3 separate regions of the Homo sapiens genome follow, and regions 1 and 2 are each linked to region 3. Evidence: chromatin contacts called from ENCODE Hi-C or POLR2A ChIA-PET data. All regions are on one chromosome and are shown on one strand. Each heading gives the region's core, a stretch centred on a gene start or an enhancer-like site at or near the end of the contact. The rest is flanking DNA. Distances are from core to core; before and after follow the strand shown.

Region 1 (3,730 bases), core at 857-3,356, 440 kb after region 3:
TCAAGAAAGTGAGAAAACAGGAAAAAATGTATTTTTCACATCATCCTTGAAATGAAAATAACAGTGAAAAATAATTGAAACCTATGGCCCTTACAAAAGAATGAGGCCTTGAGAAATGGTTAATGATATCTCTTACACATAAAGTTTTTGAATTATACTTGATTTAAAAATATATATAATATATTTACATCTACTATACATATATATTTTTCCATATTTATATATACTATATATTTATATGCATATACTTATATATTATATATTTATATGCATATATTTTATATATTTATATGTGTATATTTATATATTACATATTTATATTAATTTATTTTATATATTTATATGTGTGTTATATATTTCTATGTATGTATATATTTTATATATTTATATGTATATATAATAAATTTATATGTATATATTGTATATATTTATATTTATATATTGCACATATTTATATATATATTTTATATATTTTATTTCTATATTGTATATATTTATATGTATATATTTAATATATTTATATGTACATACACACACACACACACACACACACACACATATATGTCTTTTGAAGTAGTTGAGGGCAATATGTAAAACAGTTGTTCTCAGTCCTAGCTGTGGAGTAGAATTGCCCAGGGAAGGTTTTTTAAAAATATTAAATCAGATGTGAATCTAACATGCAGCCTGTGCTGAGAACAGCAGGATAGTGGCCCTCAGAAGATAGGGCTCTAAGCTCCATCAATATTGTTGGTACATTGCATGATCTTGGGGTGAATAAGAAAAGCTAACTCTTACTCCTTACCATGGGTCAAGTGCTGTTCCAAGCCCTTTTCTCATATTGACAGTTCTTGAGAGCCTTTGAGGTAGGTACTATTATTACTCTGTTTCTCAGATGAAGAACCTGAGGATCAGAGAGCTTAAGTAACTTGCCTAAAGTCACACAGCCAGTACTTGACTGAGGAGGGATTTGAATCCAGGCAGTCTTGGGCTGGTGCTCTCTACCTGCTATGCATGCTTCCTCCCTAAAGGATTTAAGTATCTGTTTCTACATAGTCCAAATATGAATTAGTTTGCTCATCTATAAAATTAAGTAAGCTGAACTAGGTGATCTTCAAAGTTCTGTGGTTATAGGGTCTCTGTTTTAAAGACAATGAAAATGAGCCTCAGAGAAATGAAGTGTTTTGCTGCTATGAGTAAGCCAATGAATCAGAGCCAGTTCTCCAACCCAGGCCTTCTGAGTCCTAGTGTAGAATTCTTTCCCAATCCACAGTAAAAGAAGCTGGAGAACGGGTTGCCCCTAAAACATCCCAGGGGAAATTAAACTACTTTGTGAAAAGAACTCAAGTCCTAGGTTTGAAATGGCGACACAAATCTGAAACCTGTGTGCTTCCCTGTATCTTCTGGGAGATGGTCAAAAGTGATATCAATGTAACCAAATTTCAATTCAGTATCCATTGTTTGCAGAACCCTGATCTACATACTGTGAAAATAGAATAAAAATATATGGTTTTCTTTTCACTGGAATACACACACACACACACACACACACACACACAGACACACACAGAGGCACACACACAGACACACACAGAACGTTAATCACAGGGCAGAAGACAGCCAACCACACACCTCTGTGTCAGGAATGATGCTTCAGCCCAGTTCTTGACCTCTCCCTTCCTAGCATCTCCCAATAGAAGGAGGAGTTGTTTGAGGCAAGTGAAGAGTGACATTTATTAGAGGGTGTGGTCACTGTGTTACAAAGGCACAGGCTTTGCCCAGCCTTCCCTTGCAGTCCACTCCCTGCAGTGGACCTGGAGACAGTCTTGCCCCTCTGTCTTTCCATGTGCATGCTTGAGTGCTTCGGCCACTTTACAGGTCCCCACACCAAGCAGCCATCTGGAAGGTAACCAGATGTTCTGGTTTAAATCCCGAGTCCAAAACTACGATTGTCAGGATGCTGACTCCTTTGGAGCTCTAGAGCCTGAAGATATGCACTCAAACCCCAAATTTCCAGAAACTCTGCATTGCAGAGCATCCTCCCAGCCATCTGCTCTATCTCCACCCACATGTGAGTCATCAGGATGACTAATGTTACCCTGAGATAAGTAGCATGATCCTAAATGCACCCCGTGATGGCATCCACAGAATAAGCATTGAAACAGAAATAACGCTTCAGGTTTTGCCCTGGAAGAAGTCATATATCTCTTATTCACATCAATGGATGCTAACTTCCAGGCAAGCTCAGACATTCGACCTTAGATATTTAGATGAATAAGAAGGGTGGAAAGTAATCTCTTTTTCTGAGAAAAAAAGACTTGAAAAGGGAGGGAGGAGAAGGAAAAGGTGGAGGCAGAGAAGAAAGAGGATGACAACGAACAAAGATGAAGGCAAGAGGAAAGAAGAATTAAGAAGTGGTTCTTGGTCATACACCACCTCTTTAGAAATAGCATTTTTATGAGTTAAATGCAAATGAATAAAAAACATGTGGATTAAATTCCCCTAAAAACACTCACAGGCTTAAAATTTTAAAAGAAAATAGGACCAGTGCCAAATGCATTGTGGTCTGGGCCAAGCCCAGAGGGAGGTGCTCTGGCCTGTGTGCACTACACACCTGGGTTCCTTTGCATGCAGTGGGCTTTGGGAGCTGTGGGACCCTAAGGTGGCTCCCATACCTCACTGTCAGGTGGCCACAATTCACGAGTTCTCACACCATGGCCAAAGTGCAAGAAGGGGCAGATTTGGCTAGGATAAACTCTTGGCTCCCCAGCATAGCTAAAAATCTGAAACCAATTTCTTGATCTCTTCCCCCGCACTTACAAAAGACAGATTCTGAGCAAGGGAGGCGTCAAACCCAGGCTCAGCAATAGATGTGCTATCTTGATATAGTCTGAAGCCAGGCATCTGGGTCTCTGGTATGGATATCCTACAGATGTGTAAGAGCCTACTCTCACACACATGGGCATATAGATGACTTTTCTGTTGTTATTTATTTGAGACAGAGCATCTCACTCTGTTGCCCAGGCTGGAGTGCACTGGCAAGATTTCAGCTCACTGCAACCGCTGCCTTCCGGGTTCAAGTGATTCTTTTGCCTCAGCCTCTTGAGTAGCTGAGATTACAGGCAAGCGCCACCATGCCTGGCTAATGTTTGTATTTCTAGTAGAGATAGGTTTTCATCATGTTGGCCAGGCTGGTCTCCAACTCCTGACCTCAAAGGATCCATCCTCCTTGGCCTCCCAAAGTGCTGGGATTATAGGTATGAGCCACCATGCCTTGCCTAGATGACTTTTGACATGCAGTAGCCATCCCTTTTGAGCACTGCAGTGTCCCAGGCACTATATTAAGGGCTTTATCCACATCAGCTATGTTATCAAGAGTGGTTCTCAAATGAGAATTCTTAGGCTCAAGAGTTCAGTGACTTGTTCAAGCTCCTATACCTCATTCCTGATGGGAGGGAGGGGTACAGGGAACAGGAGCCATTGTGTCATGCTGTAATGCCATAGTGTTAGTGTCCTTAATCACCTTGTTAGAATATTACTTCAAATGTAAGTTTGAAATATATGCAAAAACCATCAATAAACTCCAAATGATTCATTTACAGAAAACAATGACAGGGAGACGGCACCTTGTCATCTCTTAGAGAGCGCTTCTAGCTGCACTCTTATCTGGTTTGTGTATTCAGGCAATGAGATAGCATTTCAATACTAATCTGAGAAAATCATAATTAGACAT
Region 2 (3,896 bases), core at 140-2,639, 350 kb after region 3:
TAATGGCATAACCTGCATTACTTTTGCACCTACTTAATAGAATACAAAGATACCCCAATCCGCTTAGGGGATGGTAGAGAAAGAAACAAAAGAAGGAGCACCTTGGCAATGAAGCTACAGAAAGGAGGGCTGGAGATGGGGAGTCTCCCTGCTGGAGAGTCTGCCTCTCCTTCTTTGCAGTTGAATTGAGGAGTGTTTTAAGCCTACTTTGTTTGCCATCAACATCAAAATGTCTTTCTTGATTGTAAACTTCTGGAAAGTGAGACAGAGAACATGTGTGGTTACGCAAATGGCCCTGTGATATCAGTTCACTATTCCCACAGCAGATGGCTGGCTATCTGTGGCCTGAATTCAATCATCCTTTTGAAATCTTTGCTAACTTGCTCATCCTTTCTGGGAGTCAGCTTTTCTATCAGTAAAATGAGAGTGTGTACTCCAGGCTCCTCCCAGAAGTAGCTGTATGGCTTTCTCCTGGGTCCCCTACCATGTGTTAGGATATTCTGTGATGCTTCAGTGAAAGTAGCTGGTGCTGCAGAGGTCTCCACTGGGAATGAGAAGCAAATCCTTAGGGAACTGTTGGTCTTCCACAAGCAGTGATACACACCCATGACTGGCACCCAGGCAAGTCTTGCCAAACCGCATCATGTTACCCGTTCATTTCAGGGCCAGGAGCCTTTTGTCAAGGAAGGTAAGGAAGAGCTTCTGACAATGACGGCCAAGTTCTCGTTGACTCAAGTTTCAATCTTCACACTGATTTCTATTCTCATTATTTAATTTCCTCCTCATCAGACAGAATTAAATACCAAATACCATTCCCAGGTCTTCTAAAGTCCAATTGCCCAAATGCTTTGTTTCCAACTTACATAAAAGTTTAAATTTCCTCTTCCCTTGCTCAAATTTCTGCCAAAACAGTCATCAGCAATGAAATTTTTGAAGATAATTAGCACATCAGATGTCTGTAATAAGCTAATCATGTATTTCTTGGATTGTACTTCTCTGGTTAGCTGTTATTAATCACAAATATTATTCATGTCATTTGAAATATTCCTGTTGGCGGATGTTTTCATCCTTGAAGAATTCCAGCTAAAAGTCTTTAGCTACGGATGCAGACCCTTCCCCCCACTCCAGCCCCACCCAACCGTGAGAGGCAAGATTCAATCGTGTCTTGTTGAACAGGGTTAACCTTCAGGGGAAACAGCATTAAGGGAAGTAATTATCCATTCACACTGAGCTGGCTACAAATAAAGTGAGAAAATCACCTTCTCAGAACTCACATGAAAAACATAATGTAGTTAATATTAAATAAAGGGATTGGGTAACCTGGCCTCTTTTTACAGTGTGTGCTTATGTGTCCTTGATCAGGGGCTGTTTTGTTTATGATTAATGAATGACTCACCTTGGGCTGTGTTCCGTTCAATGCATACCTCATTATGAATTTGAAGAGGTCATTTCTTTCTTGGATTTAAAATAAGAATCTCTTTGTACATTCAGAAAGTTAAGAGTTTGATATTGGTGAAAAATTAGGGCAAAAAGAACTGGGGGGCATTTGCTTTGGGTTATTTCTGTTGTTGTTGCTGTTGTTGTTGTTCTCATTGTTGGCTTATAATGTTCAGAATTTGGAGAAAAATTCTAAGCCCGGGCTCTCATTTTAAAGTAGATCCTAAAATTATGTGGCTTAGGCTCAACTTATCTGTGGCAGTAGTACTGCCCTACAGTGCTGTGAATCAGAAGGGCTTGATGTCTCACCTCATAAGGGCTGTCCAGGCTGCTCCAGGAGGGGCTTGTGGAGGGGGGTTCAAATGGCACAAACATAAATTAAAAAGAAACAAAATCTGAGGCCCCAGTATTCAGAAAGGGCATATAGTCCAGCAGCCTCTCTTTTAATGTCTTCTTTTTTCTTTAAAGCTGTGTTTTCTGTTCATTACAGTTTAATTTCATTTATACTTAATGTCAGAATGAGTAGTAGATTGCAATGTAATTTACCAAACCCTACAAAACCCAATTTTGATGCAGAAGGTCATAACTGGGTTAAAAACTGTATGTGTATGCCTATTTTTTTTTCACAAGATCCCTGACAAAGCCATCTGATAAGAAAATATGTATCTCTTTGTCATTTTATATATGTAAGTGCATGCACATGCACAAACATACACACCAAGCACACCCACAAACACATATATCAGAGGAAGATAGATGATAGATAGGCAGATATCAATCTGCAAGTATAGATTTTGTTTTTTAATTAAGACAAGAGGGTTACTACCCAGGAGAGGGAACTTCTATGTTTGAGACACAGCCCCAAGGTGGTAGGAGGTGAACACTTTCAGAATGACCATCATTTCCACCTGTGCACACACAAACATGTGGTTTGACCACCGGTGGGCCCCACCACAACTCAGTTAATGATCTTTCCACAGGGGTATGTGTGTTCACTGTGCATCCAAATGAGGGCTTGTCACGCAGAAATAAAAGCACATGCACAAACAGGCCTTGGCAGTTGACTAAGGATACCCACTTCACGGTAGACATAGTTCATTAGTCACCTAGCCAGCTTTTTAAAAAAGTCAAGTTATTTCTTTATGTGTGAGAGAAACTATGTCCTTTGATCATAGCCGTTAAGATGGGATTAAATAACAGCAAATCTCAGAGACCCAAGCATTACTCCTGGCTCTATCATTAACTGGCCATGTGACCTTGGGCAGGTCATTTTCCCTCACTGGGCATCCGGGGCTGTTTCTGTAAAAGGAAGGCTTTGGACTAGGTAGACCTTAACATTGTTCCTTAACATCAATGTTCTATGATTTTTTTCCTAGTAATTATGCCCTTCCCATCAATATTCTATGATTCTGTTAAAATACAAGAATAGCTGACACAACATAGGAAACACCTCCACCTCAAAATGTCGTCTTGGTGGATGTCTTGCTGTTTCACAAATTAAAAGCAGAAGATCAATGTCTTTCTTGTCTTTCATCATAACCGCCATCTGTCTCTCAGGCCTATGAGCACCTACCACACACTAAGTACATTCAGGTTTTGTTGGTTACTCTCATGAAGTACGGTCATGGTAGAGTACCAGACAGGCCACTTAAATGACAACAAACAAATATAGTTTCTACAGCTAGAAATATAACTCTCTTTTATTTTCTAACTTCACCATGAAAACATGATAACTGGAATTGTGTGACTGCTAAGGAAAACACCAAGCATAATCTTTTCAGAGATTTTTTTTTTTTTTTTTTGAGACAGGGTCTCTCTGTCACTCAGGCTGGAGTGCAGTGGTGCATTCATGGCTCACTACAGACTTGACCTTCTTGGCTGAAGCAATCATCCCACCTCAGCCTCCCAAATAGTTGGACTACAGGAACACACCACCATGCCTGGCTAATTTTTGTATTTTTTTTTTTGGAAAGCTGGGGTCTCACTGTGCTGTCCAGGCTGGTCTCAAACTCCTGAGCTCAAATGATCCACCCACCTCAGCCTCCCAAAGTGTTAAGATTACAGGTGCGAGCCACTGCACCCAGCTTAGACATTTTTTTCTTTATAGACAGTAATACAATTTGGCAACTTCCAAAACAAAGTGAATGTTCAAGAAATGTAGCAAAGTTTCATAGGAAAGTTTCCTCAAATTACCATGAAACATTTTTTAAAAGATTCAGGACCCAAACAGTAATAATAAGTTTTTTAAAATGTATTACAAAATTAGAATTTGAATGGAGCAAAGATCTTTATTTTAAATCAGGGGTGTCCAATATTTTGGCTCCCCTGGGCCATATTGGAAGAGGAAGAATTGTCCTGGGCCACACATAAAATACCCTAACAGTACTGATAGCTGATGAACTAAACAAAAAAGGAAACAAATTTCAAGAAAATCTCATAGTGTTTTAAGAAAATTTACA
Region 3 (3,708 bases), core at 1,011-3,510:
TTTAGAACCAAAATGGACTCGAGGACTTAATAAGGAACTAACCCCTCCTTTTAAAAATAATGTAAGTGAGGCTCAGATGTCATAAGAGACATGAACAAGGACACTTGGTCACAGCATAGCCAAAATATAAGGTCACATTTTTGCCCTGAGGTTGGCCACAATATGGAATAACAGTTTTGCCACCAATCTTGAAGTCTCAAGATAGGTAACCAATGTAAGTCTTTGAAATAATGCATATTAGAGTATTTTAAGATTAATCTTTTTATCCAGATAAGATGAAATGGCTTTAGAACTTTTGCTTTAATAGGAAGAGGAGGCTAATTGGCACACTCTTTGCTTGTATCTAACTGTGTGCTTAAGAGTGTGAAATCACTTGGTAGAACAAAGTCCTTAAAACAATCATGAACAATGGTGATAGAAAAGGAAGCTGTGGGACTCCTCAGCCAGAAAAGGGTCTCTAGGTAAAGATTCACTTTGCCAGGAAACCTCACAAATTATAAACTAGTGGCATTTCCAGATGAATGGTATTTTACTTTATGGTTCTTTGAAGCACGCGTGAATCATTCTGAAATGATTATATGAAGAACTGGTTTTATGACGTGAGCTTATGTGGTACGTTAGCTCCCAGTTGGCTATCCTGGGGAAGCAAAGACAGTGTGGTTAATCGAGAGAATCAAAACTAAATTTCTAGACCTGATTTCTGACCCTAGCTGTGCCTCGAACCAGCTGTGTAACTGGGCAAATTACTTTGCCTCTGCCAATTTTGGTTTCCTGGCTAAAGATTTTTACTAGAGGGTCTCTAATAGGTTGCCAGGTTGAGAAGGAAAAAAAAAAGTAAGGAAGAAAGGAAAGAAGGAAGGGAGAAGGAAGGGAGGAAAAAAAAAAAACAAAAACAACACACAGGCATCCACTTAAATCTGAATGTCAGATAAACAAAGAATATCTTTTAGTGTAAGTATGCCCCACGTAATATCTGGGACATACTTACACTAAAATCAAACCACTATTCATTCTTTTTCTGAAATTCAAATGTAACTGGGTATTCTGTAATTTATCTGGCAACCCTAGGCCTCCAATTCTATAATTAATGATTCTGACTGTATTTGTTTCTAAAAGTGTATGAAGGAGAGAGAGAGAGAGAGAAGCAATCCCCTGAAAGCACTCACCAGCCGGTTGCTAGTCTGCAAAAGGACAGCTCATGGCATTAGAGTAAAAGTCTCTTTAGGCTGAGAGGCAGCCCTGGAGAAAACAACGCCCTTTCCTGATGACATAGGCCCCTCCCATGGCTGTCCTGAGAGCCAGACCTCTTTGTGGGCCTAGAGAGCTCTGTGCCCTGAACCGTCTCAGTGGCAGGCAGTGCTGTGCTGAGCGCCCTAAGAAAAAGCCTAGTCCCTTCCATACACAAAGACAATTGCAATTAATCCCTGTTGTGAGCCACCAGGCACCAAGGATCACAGAATCCTCACAACAGGGGCCTAAACAAATCATCCTTAGGTGGAAACCAGGAATGGATCCAGCCTCCCCTTTCTCCCTAAGTAATGTGGACATAGAGGGCATCCACCCCAACCTGTTTGTTATGGGACTGGGTAAGAGTGGGAAGATAGAGCAAGATAGAGAGAGGAAGAGGATGTGAGATGCTGGAAGTCAGTGTTGCAGTCAGTTAGCAAAAGGCCGGGTAGTTAGAATTGGGATACCGAGATTTCCCCCACAACCTTAAAAAATAATTGCAGGTAACACTTTATTCTGTGTTACAGTGAGGTCCCTCCCTTAAGCATAATGACTGCTTCTTTGGTCCATTTAGTTTGGGTCTTTTGCAATTTATCAGAGATGAGTTCCCTGGAGTCTGGGATCCCATTCAAAGCAGTGTGGGCGCACGCATAAGTGTGTTGATTGCATTTCCACAATCCTCAGATTCTGCCCTTGAGAGGGGCTGTCCCTCCACTGATTCCTGGAATGGATGGGCAAACAGAGCCCCAGTGTCTCCAAAAGCACTTCAGAATCCCCCTCACCACCACCGCCACGCCGCCAGGAAATGAATTAACCTGGACACCCAGACAGCTGCCATTAACTCGACCTCCCCTCCATAAAGAAGCACGCAGAGCCGGAGTGTAAAGAGGATATGGTTAGGATACGATGTTTAACAGAGAGAAAGAAAGGAGGAGAAACAACTGTTTGCTTTAGATGCAAATAAACTCAACTTCACCTTTAAAGCTGAAAACCTGTGCCCTTGGCAAGACGTTTGGGGACTGTTCCAGAGATATTAATCTTCCTCCGTTTACATGTTAAATAGATCTTTGGAAACGGTTTCTCCAGCACTGTTTTTTCTCTCCGGCACAATCTCCTTCTCTCTTTCTTTTTTTAGTACAGTCAGGACTCCCCAGCAGCGAGAAGCCCCGGGGGACGAAGGTGGAGGCACCAAGCCGTGTGGATTTCAGAGCCATCCGCGGCTGCCGGCTGTTGGGGCGGCCAGGAGTGGCCTGCCAGCAGATGGCGCTGCGCCGCACGTTATGGACCCTCGTGTGCCCGACCGGCTCAGGGAAGGAGACAGACGGCTCAAAGTTTCTAGTGCCATTCCTGGACTGAAACAAATGTTTGTGGAATTAAGTAGTGATTTCCTTTAGTGTGCGCCACTCTTACTGGCTGTGTTTTCAGGCCTAGATGTTAACATATGCCACATATTACTTTTTTTTTTTTTTTTTTCCTGGTGAAGTCAGGGGTTTCCAAGCACTCAGCCTCATCCTAAGTGTTCATGTCAACTAGCAAAGGTCTGCATTTTCTGATAAAATAACTTATAAAACTTCCATATTAAGAGCTAAAATGGTTTGGAAGACAAAGAAGTGCTGAGAAATGTAAGTAAACAGAGCACCTAACATTTTGTCTTTCTAAATAAACAAACGGGGAGGGAGGTGTTCCTTTATTAGGCTCAAAAATTACTCATGAGAGCGGCCAGGAGGAGATTCAAGGCATTCGGGAAAAAGTGTCTCTGGCTACTGGGGGGAAGGGGGTTGCATTATGTGATTGCTGGAAACACTGAGGTGCAATGATCATAAATGTAGAATCGTGGAGAAAATTTAGGATATGCTCGGAACACCCAAGGCACAGCCAGAAGTCCCTGGGTTTTCAGAACCCAGTTAAACAACAATGGGTTAAGGGTGATAGGAATTGCCAGTGCAATTGCTTCACCATGCCAAGTGGCTCCATTAGTTAGGGTTCAGTATGTATTTAATGTTGCCATAAAATCTGTCTTCTCAAAGTAAACAAGGCAAGTCTGTGAGCATCTCCGACAAGATGTATGAAGCTTTGTTTGGGATAATGGATTTGACATGAGTAAAAACACTGGGGATTAAATGGACCCAGCACGGATAAATATGACTAATTGTCATCTCCTCGTATCAGCGTAAACATCTCTAGCACCGCATACTAGGGAGAGATGGTGGAGCAAGGGGGTTTGGGGGCGATTAGTCACTGCAGAATTGATTCACAACTGATTGATTAAGCAGGGATGGAGGGGAACATTGAGGCCTTTCCTTCCACATGGAGGTGAATGTCGCGTTTTAGAATTTCCAAGCATTTCTTGCTCAGATTGAACTGTGAGTCACAGCCCTAAAGAGTGAGTACACAGCTGTTCTGTTGTGTGTGTACACGGTAACTTTGGGCTTCTTTTTCTTAAATGTTCATTAATCTTTTAAAACTGGCAGAATGGCCCGA

The links. Hi-C counts contacts between places; a loop is a spot of excess contacts on that map. ChIA-PET counts read pairs that join two places held with the same protein, here RNA polymerase II (POLR2A). Pooled maps may share reads with other maps.
Region 1: a pooled map shows a loop between it and region 3 (2.5-fold over the local background). The contact joins the enhancer-like site here to the promoter of LINC01571 in region 3. A Hi-C loop is called at or near these places in 2 of 168 maps with a recorded cell type or tissue (head of caudate nucleus and mammary epithelial cell) and 2 of 50 pooled maps. POLR2A ChIA-PET finds 5 or more read pairs at or near these places in 1 of 52 experiments (Panc1).
Region 2: a map with no recorded cell type shows a loop between it and region 3 (17-fold over the local background). The contact joins the enhancer-like site here to the promoter of LINC01571 in region 3. A Hi-C loop is called at or near these places in 6 of 37 single-sample maps with no recorded cell type and 2 of 50 pooled maps. POLR2A ChIA-PET finds 5 or more read pairs at or near these places in 1 of 52 experiments (OCI-LY7).

The regions. Positions count from the first base shown.
Region 1 is chr16:51,324,692-51,328,421 of GRCh38, reverse strand. No RefSeq gene overlaps it. Among named protein-coding and RNA genes, the nearest start is that of SALL1, 180 kb to the right of the region's middle. Within about 2 kb of position 2,106, at least 3 of the 41 ENCODE cell types and tissues checked have a DNase peak (open chromatin) inside an H3K27ac peak, as active enhancers do; they include mammary epithelial cell, where a contact is called at or near this core.
Region 2 is chr16:51,405,929-51,409,824 of GRCh38, reverse strand. All of the region lies in intron 2 of LOC102723323 (a long non-coding RNA gene), which reads left to right. Among named protein-coding and RNA genes, the nearest start is that of HNRNPA1L3, 240 kb to the left of the region's middle. Within about 2 kb of position 1,389, at least 3 of the 41 ENCODE cell types and tissues checked have a DNase peak (open chromatin) inside an H3K27ac peak, as active enhancers do.
Region 3 is chr16:51,761,071-51,764,778 of GRCh38, reverse strand. It overlaps LINC01571 (long intergenic non-protein coding RNA 1571), which reads right to left and starts at 2,260. Exons shown (of 3, transcript NR_110916.1): 1 at 2,204-2,260. It overlaps LOC105371257 (a long non-coding RNA gene), which reads left to right. Exons shown (of 4, transcript XR_001752182.1): 3 at 2,363-2,849.